2 separate regions of the Homo sapiens genome follow, and region 1 is linked to region 2. The links are chromatin contacts, found by Hi-C or POLR2A ChIA-PET in ENCODE. All regions are on one chromosome and are shown on one strand. Each heading gives the region's core, a stretch centred on a gene start or an enhancer-like site at or near the end of the contact. The rest is flanking DNA. Distances are from core to core; before and after follow the strand shown. Region 1 overlaps RTN4RL1 (reticulon 4 receptor like 1). Region 2 has its middle 73 kb from the start of RPA1.

Region 1 (5,851 bases), core at 2,823-5,322, 65 kb before region 2:
TGGGAAACAAAAGCAGCCACAGATTTCGTGCAACATGGTATCCACTGAGAATGCAAAAGAAAGAAACAGATGACACCTGATATCCCCGCTGGAGCAGCAGGTGGGGGTCGGACTCTGCATTTCATTTCGGCCGCTGCTTCATCTGCAGAGAGGAGAGAAGTCCAGCTCCAGCCAGGCTCTCTCTGGCCTGGTCCCCTCTGGAGGTTCATTTAGTCTTTGGGTTTGAGGATTCAGGAAACAACAGAATCGCATAGAAAATGGGCCTGTGGAGGAGTCTGTGAACAGTTAGCGTTGATGCCAGTGCCTGTCTGGAAAGTGAGAAGGACGTGGACGATGGGTCTCTGCTCTCGAGGCACTTGCGGCTGAGTCGGGAAGTTCACTTTTACTCAGGAAATGATGAGAGCTCCACGTGGGCGGGAAAACAGGCACGAGTCTGGGGCAGGCTAGGGTCGAGGAAATCTCCAGGGAGAAGGGAGACTTGACCTTAGGGTGGAGACAGAGGGTAGAGAGGGCGTTGCAGGGGAGGGGCCGCAAAGCGGGAAGGGTCAAGGGTGGCCAGGCTGAAGGGAGCAGGAGGGGTGGCCTGAGAGCGGCCAGAAATCTAAGAGGGGGCACAGAGTTATCACTCTGGCTTATTCAGGGCCTTGAAGCCAGGCCGGGTGTTTAGAACAGGAAGTAGGACTCTAGGAGCACTTAGAGAGGGGTTTGATTTTACTTTTTTTTTTAAATTTTTATTTATTTATTTATTTATTTTTGAGACCGAGTATTGCTCTGTCACCAGGCTGGAGTGCAGTGGCGCGATCTCTGCTCACTGCAGCCTTCACCTCCTGGGTTCAAGCCACTCTCCTGCCTCAGCCTCCCAAGTAGCTGGGACTACAGGTGCCTGCCACCACGCCCAGCTAATTTGATTTTACTTTATTTTTTGAGACAGCATCTTGCTCTGTTGCCCAGCTGGAGTGCAGTGGTGTGATCACAGTTCACTGCAGCCTTGACCTCCTGGGCCCAAGTGATCTTCCCACCTCACCCTCCCAAGTAGCTGGGACTACGGGTGTGTGCCACCACACCTGGCTAATGTTTAAAATTTTTTTTTTTTTTTTTTGAGAGGGAGTCTGGCTCTGTCGCCCAGGCTGGAGTGCAGTGGCGCAATCTCGGCTCACTGCAAGCTCCGCCTCCCAGGTTCATGCCATTCTCCTGCCTCAGCCTCCCGAGTAGCTGGGACTACAGGCGCCCGCCACCACACCTGGCTAATGTTTTGTATTTTTAGTAGAGACGGGGTTTCACCATGTTAGCTAGGATGGTCTCGATCTCCTGACCTCGTGATCCACCCGCCTCTGCCCCCCAAAGTGCTGGGATTACAGGCTTGAGCCACCGTGCCTGGCCTAAATTTTTTTTTTGTAGAGACAGGGTCTCCTTCTGTTGTCCAGGCTGGTCTCCAAGGCCTGAGCTCACACAACCCTCCCACCTCAGCCTCCCGACGTGCTGGGATTACAGGTGTGAGCCACCATGCCCAGCCAAGTACGTGGCTTTGCAGTTAGACCTTCCTGCTCAGAGCCTCAGTTCTACCTCTTTCTAGTTATTCCTTCACCTCTTTGAGGCTCAGCTTCCTCATCTATAAAACTGAACAAATAGTAGCGTATTACTCCGTTTTCACACTGCTGTAAAGAAACACCCGAGACTGGGTGATTTATAAACGAAAGAGGTTTAATTGACCTACAGTTCTGCGTGACTGGGGAGGCCTCAGGAAACTTACAATCATGGCGGAAGGGGAAGCAAACACATCCTTCTTCGCAAGGCGACAGGAGAGAGAGCATGTGAAGGAGGAACTGTCAAACACGTATAAACCATCAGATCTCATGAGAACTCCCTCACTATCACGAGAACAGCAAGGGAGAAACTGCCTCCATCATCCAATCACCTCCCCCTTCGACACATGGAGATTACAATAAGGGATGAGATCTGGGTGGGGACACAGAGCCAAACCATACTGAGTAGCATCTACCTTGCAGGATGTTTGGGGTAAGAGGTCGGGTAATGTACACAATGTGCCTTCACAGTCACTGGCACGTGGTAAGATCTTAGTCAAGGGCAGCCGTCATTAATATACTGCAGAAGTGTGAGTGATTATGTGTAGGCTCGCTTCTCTAGGGAGAGGGTCTCCTACAGCTTTCATGAGATTCCTTAAGGGGTCCCTGATTCAAAAAATGTTAAGCACCACTCACTGCTTGAGAGGTTTAAAAATAGAGGAGTGTTAGGCAGCAGAGAGCCGTGTTTATGTGAACTAAACAGGGTGGTAGGAGCCTGGGGGCAGGGGAGCCAGTGTGGAGCCCTTCTGTCCATCTGTCGGACCCACCGTCCTTCCCTCCAGTCCCTTGATTATCAGGTGTTGCTGAGCACTGACTCGGACAGGCACCCTGCTAGATGCCGAGGGCACAGAGACCAAGAACACAGTGTCAGCGGGGAAGGAAGCTGGGTCGTGGCCAGTCTCCAAAGATGGCCCCCATCCCTCCTGCCACGCCTGTCCCACGAGGGCCCCTTCCCACGTGGAACCTGGGCTGGGTCTGCGGCTGGATCTAACGGGTAGAATGCAGTGAAAGTAAGGCTGTGCCAGTTCAGGTCCTAAGCCTTAAGAAGGCTGGCAGTTTCACGCTGTGGTTTTAGGAGCTCAGAGCCACCAGGTAAAAAATCCAGCTACCTTGCTGGAGAGATCGTGCACAGAGACCACATTAAGAGGAGAAATCCTCGCCAGGCACAGTGGCTCACGCCTGTAATACCAGCACTTTGGGAGGCTGACGCAGGTGGATCACCTGAGGTCAGTAGTTCGAGACCAGCATGACCAACACGGTCAAACCCCATCTCTACTAAATACAGAAAATTGGCCAGGCGTGGTGGCATGTGCCTGTAATCCCAGCTACTTGGGAGGCTGAGGCAGGAGAATCGCTTGAACCTGGGAGGCGGAGGTTGCAGTGAATTGAGATTGCGCCATTGCACTCCAGCCTAGACGACAGAGTGAAACTCTATCTCAAAAAAAAAAAAAAAAAAAAGAGAGAGAGAGCAGAAATCCTGAGGCCACATGGAGAGAGAGAGAGGCTCAGGTGTCTACACATCATAACTCAGTTCCCAAATGACTCCAGCCCCTGCCACCATCTGACTGCAACCACATGAGACACCTGGAGTGAGAACAACAGAAGAACCATCCTGCTGAGCCTGTTTGACCCACAGAGTCATGAGATCATTAACTTTTTTTCATGGACAGGACTATTGTAGTAAGAAATGGTTTTGTTTTAAGCCCTCGTGTTCAGAGTGGTTTGTTACACATGTGGAAATAAATGACCAACCAAATGAGAACCGGTAAAGGCTACTTATTCAGAGCTTTTATAGCAAGGGAGCCAGCCACCTCACTCAAATTCTGGCAGATAGTCCAGGCAGGCAGAGGAGTGGGCAAGTTTTATAGAGGAAAATGGGAAAGCTTCAAGCCTGCCCTGACTGGAGGCTGTTCGCTTAGGGAAGCTGGCGGCTGGCTAAGGGGAAGCAGCTCATCCACTGTGATCGGCTAGGGGAGCATATTTGGCTTTCTCTCTGGTTGGTCTGAAGTTAGAAGTGGGGACAAAAATGAGGGAAACTAATCAAGTCCTAGCTGTTCTGGGCAGACTGTTGCAGAGGTCCTTGTTTGGCTTCTCGGATTGTTTGCTAGAGACAGTGGTCCGGGCCGGGCATGGTGGCTCATGCCTGTAATCCCAGCACTTTGGGAGGCCGAGGCGGGTGGATCACAAGGTCAGGAGTTCAAGACTAGCCTGGCCAACATGGTGAAATCCTGTCTCTACTAAAAATAAAAAAATTAGCTGGATGTGGTGGTGGGTGCCTGTAATCCCAGCTACTCAGGAGGCTGAGGCAGGAGAATCGTTTTAACCTCGGAGGCAGAGGTTGCAGTGAACTGAGATTGCGCCACTGCACTCCAGCCTGGGTGACAGAGTGAGACTCCATCTCAAAAAAAAAAAAAAAAAAGGGACAGTGGTCCAGCTCCCCCACGAGTCTGACTTGTAGACAGCAGATTGGCTTCCTGGGCTGGTTGCTATAGATCATGGGTTGGTTTCCTGGGCTGGTTGCTGCAGACCATGGGTCAGAGTTCTATTTTTATATGTGGCCTGGCACTGTCCATTTGTGCCTCTAGTCTGTCACTCGGCGATAGATACCTACATGTAAACTGACAATTATGAGGCCAGGTCGAATGAACAGTGTTCTGGGTAAGCCCCAAAGGGGGACAATCCCCTTAGCCTGTGCCAAGTTCAAAGAACAAGTGCAATGAGCCAGGCAGGTGCGGGAAGGAGGGGCATCCCAGGGAGAGGGGACGGGTGACCTCAGGCCCGGGGATGTGCAGGAAGGAGGGGCATCCCAGGGAGAGGGGATGGTGTGACCCCAGGCCCGGGGATGGGAGGGAACATGGCACATGCAGGGAACATTAGCTCCTGAGTGCGCTGAGCTCCTGACTGCAGATGAGTGTTGGCTTCGAGCCCAGGGCAGAGTCAGAAATCCTCCTGCAAGAAGGGTCACAGAAATTGGGAGTGACACCATCGGAGCTGAGTTTTAGAAAAACTCCGATAGAGAAGGGGGAGTGGGGCCAGGCAAAGGCAGGAGATGAGTGAGGAGGCAGCTGATCTGTCAGGAGAGAGGACGGCCGGCCCGAGCTATGGGACTTGGTGAACCCGACTCAAGGGGAGAGGAGAAGGCAGCGTCCTGGGTTTCTGGCAGATGGAGGCGGTGGTAGTCACTGAGAGGGTGGCCCAGGAAGAGGGAAAGGGTTTGGACGGGGTGCTTTTCATTTGGGGAATGCTGAGGGGGCAGCCTCCAGGAGATTCCAGAGGACCTGTGCGGAAAGCAGTTCGGAATTGGAGTCGGCAGAGTGCTGAGATCAGGGGAATCTGGAGCCACCAGTATATGCACAGGTCACGGTGGCTCCCACGGGCTGTGGGTAAAATGAGAAGAGGTGCCCATGCCAGGGGCTGAGAAGGAACGTCCAGGAAAGTTGGAGTGGTCCCGGGTGGGCGTTGTGTCAAGGAAACCGAGAGGGGGAGATTTCAAGGGGACTTTGACCTCAGGGCAGTTGAGGCAAGACAGAGACTGGAGGCCGGGCCCGATGGCTCACGCCTGTAATCCCAGCACTTTGGGAGGCTGAGGCGAGTGGATCACCTGAGGTCAGGAGTTCGAGACCAGCCTGGCCAACATGGTGAAACCCCGTCTCTACTAAAAATTACAAAAATTATCCATGCGTGGTGGCAGGTGCCTGTACTCCCGGCTACTTGGGAAGCTGAGGCAGGAGAATCGCTTAAACCTGGGAGGAGGAGGTTGCAGTGAGCTGAGATGGCGCCATTGCACTCCAGCCTGGGTGACAGTGAGACTCTGTTTTAAAAAAAAAAAGAAAGAGAGAGACTGGAAAGTGTTGGGCTTGGGCAACAGCAGGAGTCTGCATGGCTGTCTGGGAGGAGGGGTAGAATTCCAGGTGTAGGGCTCGAAGAGGGAGAGGCCAGGGAGGAGGCGGCCTTTGGAGAAGTTTGCCTGTGAAGGGCAGGAGAGTGAGGCAGTGGCTGCAGGGAGATTTGGGTTGGGCGGGTTTTGTGGTTCAAGGGGAGAGGCTTGATCTGAGTCTACAGACAGACGGCGAGGCGTGGTGGGTAGCGGGGGCGGGGAGCTGAGGATGCTGAGGGGGCCATCTAGACCAGGAAGGCAGCTGTCAGAAGCCTTGGCCTCCGGCGGAATCCATGCTGCAGGTGGAGCTGTGTTGGCCCACACAGTGTTTTGTTTGTTTTGTTTGTTTTGTCGAATTTGCTGCCAACCAATTGCATGCAAAAATCCTGAT
Region 2 (5,385 bases), core at 88-2,587:
AGCCAAGAATGGAAGCGCTGAGAACTACCAGCCCAATATTTAACCTAACTGGTAATTTGCTGTGACAATTATGCCACAAACGGAACACTACCACTATGCAAGGATGTCGCTCTCTAATTAAGAGGGCTCTGCTTTTCCTAGTCACCGGCACTTTAATAACACACACACAAAATGAGGCTTGGCTGCGGGAGCTCAAGGTTCTATTAGGAGGCACGTGCAGCATGCGGCGGTGGCCTGCACATCGGTCTGAGCGTTGCTGCCCGGTGAACCTGCTAACACCTTCAATTCTCCAGCAGACGGAGATGGAAGGGAACCGAGCAGTCAGACGCTCTCACGAGAGAGCCGCTTTGACTGACAGGCGTTTTCCCGGAGAGCCTGCGCGTGCCCCCACTGCAAATCGACACTCAGGCAGCGCCTCTTTCCAACCAGGAAGGCTTGGTGTGGGTTTGATCCTTACAGAGTAACTTTAACAAGGATTTCCAAAAAAATAAAAGTCCACGGAAACAAATTTTCCTCTTCAAGATGGAGAGCAAGACAGAACAGGGACACACGCACACCCAGACACCCAAATTGCCAGTTAGAGACCCTGGTATGAGACAAAAGAATATTATTACCATCACGGCTGTAAAGGATGTTGCCGTCTTCTAAACTGACTGCTGGACTCCTGAAACGTGGCTAAGCAAGACAAACTGTTTTTTGCTTAATTAGTGGCTCCTTTGTGAAAGGTTTGCTGCCTGGAAAGAGCCCATTAGAGGAGGAGAGCTCATTTGCAGGGATGCACCTTATACAGCTATTCAGATTTTGAATAAATCGTGGAGCAGGAAATTGGTGGTGGTGGTGACGGTGGGAGTCGCCGTGTTATGGAAGCAGAAAAGCTTCTGCAAGAGACAGGCTTTGCATTACAAGCCTAAGTGCTGAGGAGATCAGCTTTCCCAGGCAAACATATAAGCCTCTAAAATTTTAGGCCAATGGAAATGACCTCTGTACCATGGCTGACTGAAGATATAAATAAACTTCAACATGAACAGCAGTGTCAACGGTGAGAGGAGATGAGAGTCCAACTGGGGCTTATTTTTAAAAAGTCCTGCCTGTTCTAACTCCATTTCAGGGCTGGGCATTGAAGAGCACAAAGCTGCAGTTCCCCGCGGCAAGCCCTCCTCTTTAACAGGCACCAGCCCCCTAGGTTACCTGGCCGTTGAAAGGAAGCTGCAACACACATAAGTTAAATATAGGTTTGGTTATTTGCATTTTACAAGCACCGAGAATGTTATCTGAGGAAGCTGTCATTTTTAATGACAGCACAAACTTCCAATTACCAACTGGGTAATGCACTAGGGAACGGGCATAATTTTATAAGAACGGCTCGCAATTATTAAAAGTTTACACGATCACTTCTGAGTTGGCTATATAAATATTTCTCACGAGGCAGGTGGGATTCAGTTTTTCACAGGGTCTATTCAAGGCTGAAAAAAAGATTTGTTTTATTGAAAAGTATACATTTTGAGACTCATCAACAGCTAAGGAGAGGGTGTAAAGCGACAGCTACTAAGAGCCTGAGAAGCTGCAAATGCAGCCAGGTGGCTGGTTCAAAGCCTCTCACAAACACCCACGAGCTCACTGGCAAGTCAGACACTGTCACGACAAACCCAATGCAGGTTAGGGGTATGGCAATGGATAACACAAGAACCTCTTACTGGCCGGGCACAGTGTCTCACGCCCGTAATCCCAGCACTTTGGGAGGCCGAGGAGGCCGGATCACCTGAGGTCGGGAGTTCGAGATTAGCCTGGCCAACATGGTGAAACCCTGTCTCTACTAGAAATACAGAAATTATCCAGATGTGGTGACACACGCCTGTATAATCCCAGCTACTCGGGAGGCTGAGGCAGAAGAATCGCTTGAACCTGGGAGGTGGAGGTTGCAGTGAGCCGAGATCGTGCCATTGCACTCCAGCCTGGGCAACAGAGAGAGACTCCATCTCAAAAAAATAAAAAATTAAAAAAAAAAAAAAGAAACTTTCACTCAGCCCATAGTCAAACACTGTCCTATTTGCACCAGGAACCCATTTCCGTTCAGTACCTCTACCCAGCCTCCGTGGCACCGCGTGGCTTCGTGTCAGTGACGAACACAGCGCATGCCACTGTTACCAGTGTTGCTCTCGGTCTGCCTCATACAGACCGGACAGCCCCGACCTAAATGAAGGCTCTAATCAGTGAGTCTCAAATCACCCAATTCTTTGTGAAGTCTTTCCTGATTGACTCCAGTCTTCCAGCAATTTCCCCCTCAACTGCATTTTAATATCACTGTGATATGACTACTTAGCCCCCAAGCCTTGCTCTAAATAGTCCATAGCTCTCAGGGACAGATATCTTTAAGTCACACACTGGCTGGGCGCGGTGGCTCACGCCTGTAATCCCAGCACCTTGGGAGACCAAGGTGGGCGGATCACCTGAGGTCGAGAGTTTGAGACCAGCCTGACCAACATGGTCTCTACTAAAAATAGAAAATTAGCTGGGCGCGGTGGCATATACCTGTAAATCCCAGCTACTCGGGAGCCTGAGGCAGGAGAATTGCTTGAACCTGGGAGGCAGAGTTTGCAGTGAGCCAAGATCACGCCATTGCACTCCAGCCTGGGCAACAAGAGCGAAACTCCATCTCAAAAAAAAAAAAAAAAAAAAAAAAAGTCACATACTAAGGCTGGGCGTGGTGGCTCACGCCTGTAATCCCAGCACTTTGGGAGGCAGAGGCGGGCAGATCACGAGATCAGGAGATTGAGACCATCCTGGCTAACACGGTGAAACCCCGTCTCTACTAAAAATACAAAAAATAAGCTGGGCATGGTGGCGGGCGCCTGTAGTCCCAGCTATTTGGGAGGCTGAGGCAGGAGGATTGCTTGAACTTGGGAGGCAGAGGTTGCAGTGAGCCGAGATTGTGCCACTGCACTCTAGCCTGGGTAAGAGTGAAACTCCGTCTAAAAAACAAACAAACAAACAAACAAAAAGACCCCAAAAAATCAGCTGGGCGTGCAGTAGTCCCAGCTACTCAAGAGGCTGAGGCAGGAGAATCACTTAAACCCAGGAGGTGGTGGTTGCAGTGAGCCGAGATCGCACCACTGCACTCCAGCCTGGGCGACAGAGACTCCATCTCAAAAAATAAAGTCACATACTGACAGGCTGGAACCATGAAGACGAGTGGCTACATACTTTTCTCAATGACTTTTCAAAACCATCATTACAAATATAATTACAAGACTTAATAATCATTAATAGCTTTAGATAATCAGGTTGATTTATAGGCAAGTCAAATGTATTCTCAAGAGGCCTTCTTTGCCAGGGTGGTGGGAAACAAGAGTTTCGCCTCTTCATAGGCACAGCCCCCGTCTGTGTAGTAGGCAGGATGAAACCAGGGCTCCAAAGCCTTCTTTTTCCCTCCCCTCCCTACATTAATCTACCTGCTTCCAAGGAAGGACCTGCTCAAATTACCTACCAGCCCTTGGTGGTACACAGGGTTAGAGGAGTTATCCCTGGACTTAGGCAAAGAAAAATCAATGAGAGAACCTAACAGAACAAGAAAAGGCATGGATTGTCAGTGCCACAAAGCATAAACGCTTCTGCTCGTGAAATCTTGAATTTATAACAATTAGAAAAAGTATAAGCATCCTGCAAGAGTGAATTGGCTGAAAACACATCCAAAGAGCCAAACACCACTTAAAATTATTTATCTAAAGCTATTAATGATTAGTAAATCTTTTAATTATGTTTGTGATTTTTTTGTTTTGAGATGGAGTCTCCCTCAGTCGCTCAGGCTGGAGTGCCATGGTGTGATCTTGGCTCACTGCAGCCTCTGCCTCACGGGGAGGGACTCTCTTGCTTCAGCCTCCCGGGCAGCTGGGATTACAGGGGTGAGCCACCACACCCGGCTAATTTTTGTGTTTTTAGTAGAGATGTGGTTTCACCATGTTGGCCAGGCTGCTCTTGAACTCCTGATCACAAGTGATCCACCTGCCTTGGCCTCCCAAAGTGTGGGATTATAGGTGTGAGCCACTGCACCTGGCCTAATGGTGGTTCTGATGCAATTTTTATCAAAATAAAGATGCCCATCCTAGGAGAAAATCATTACAAAATGATATGCTTACTATGCTACCATTTTTAATTTAAACTCTATACACATAGATACATAGAAAAAACTAGCCAGGGCCAGGCACGGTGGCTCACACCTGTAATCCCAGCACTTTGGGAGGCCGAGGAGGGCGGATCACGAGGTCAGGAGATCGAGACCATCCTGGCTAACATGGTGAAACCCCATCTGTACTAAAAATACAAAAAATTAGCTGGGTACGGTGGCACATGCCTGTAGTCCCAACTACCAGGCTGTAGTCCAGCTACATGCCTGTAGTCCCAGCTACTTGGGAGGCCAAGGCAGGGGAATTGCTTGAACCCGGGAGGTGGAGGTTGCAGTGAGCTGAGATCGTGTCACCGCACTCCAGCCTGGCGACAGAGCAAGACTCTGTCTCAAAAAAAAAAAAAAAGAAGAAAAAAGTAGCCAGCTACACAAGTGTTTATTACTGGTTGGTGAAATCCTAAGTAATTTTATTTTTCTTTTGCCTTTTTGAGATGGAGTCTCGCTCAGTCGCCCAGGCTAGAGTGCAGTGGTGCGATCTCAGCTCACTGCAGCCTCTGCCTTCCAGGTTCAAGTGATTCTCCTGCCTCAGCTGCCCGAGTAGCTGGGATTACAGGAGCCCACCACCACACCTGGCTAATTTTTGTATTTTTAGTAGAGGTGGGGTTTCACTATGTTGGCCAGGCTAGTCTCAAACTCCTAACCTCAGGTGATCCACCTGCCTTGGCCTCCCAAAGTGCTGGGATTACAAGGGAGAGCCACCGCACCCACCCTTTCTCCCCCTTTTTTTGAGATAGGGTCTCGCTCTGTCGCCCAGGCTGGGGTGCAGTGGTGCAATCATGGCTCACTGCAGCCTTGACCTCCCACGGCTCAGGTGATTCTCCCACCTCAGCCTCCCAGGTAGCTGGGACTACAGGTGTGTGCCACCACGCCCAGCTAATTTTTATTTTTTTGTAGGGACGGGGGTCTCCTTATGTTACCCAGGCTGGTCTCGAACTCCTTGGCTCAAGCGATTTGCCCGCCTCAGCCTCCCAAAGTGTTGGGATTATAGGCATGAGCCACTGTGCCAGGCCAATTTTGTTTTTCTTAACTGTAGATTATTTTCCTAAAATAAACATGGAGGCCGGGCGCGGTGGCTCACACCTGTAATCCCAGCACTTTGGGAGGCCGAGGCAGGTGGATCACAAGGTCAGGAGTTCGAGACCATCCTGGCTAACACGGTGAAACCCCGTCTCTACTAAAAATACAGAAAATTAGCCAGGCATGGT

What was found. Hi-C counts contacts between places; a loop is a spot of excess contacts on that map. ChIA-PET counts read pairs that join two places held with the same protein, here RNA polymerase II (POLR2A). Pooled maps may share reads with other maps.
Region 1: a loop to region 2 is called in a map of posterior vena cava, with 9 times the contacts of the local background. The contact joins two enhancer-like sites. A Hi-C loop is called at or near these places in 2 of 168 maps with a recorded cell type or tissue (HepG2 and posterior vena cava), 1 of 37 single-sample maps with no recorded cell type and 2 of 50 pooled maps. POLR2A ChIA-PET finds 5 or more read pairs at or near these places in 4 of 52 experiments (A673, K562, Panc1 and 1 more).

The regions. Positions count from the first base shown.
Region 1 is chr17:1,967,210-1,973,060 of GRCh38, reverse strand. The region is part of intron 1 of RTN4RL1 (reticulon 4 receptor like 1); the gene reads left to right. Among named protein-coding and RNA genes, the nearest start is that of RTN4RL1-AS1, 48 kb to the left of the region's middle. RefSeq lists a silencer at 1,880-2,080. Within about 2 kb of position 4,072, at least 6 of the 41 ENCODE cell types and tissues checked have a DNase peak (open chromatin) inside an H3K27ac peak, as active enhancers do.
Region 2 is chr17:1,900,308-1,905,692 of GRCh38, reverse strand. No RefSeq gene overlaps it. Among named protein-coding and RNA genes, the nearest start is that of RPA1, 73 kb to the right of the region's middle. RefSeq lists enhancers at 1,345-1,394, 1,475-1,524. Within about 2 kb of position 1,337, at least 2 of the 41 ENCODE cell types and tissues checked have a DNase peak (open chromatin) inside an H3K27ac peak, as active enhancers do.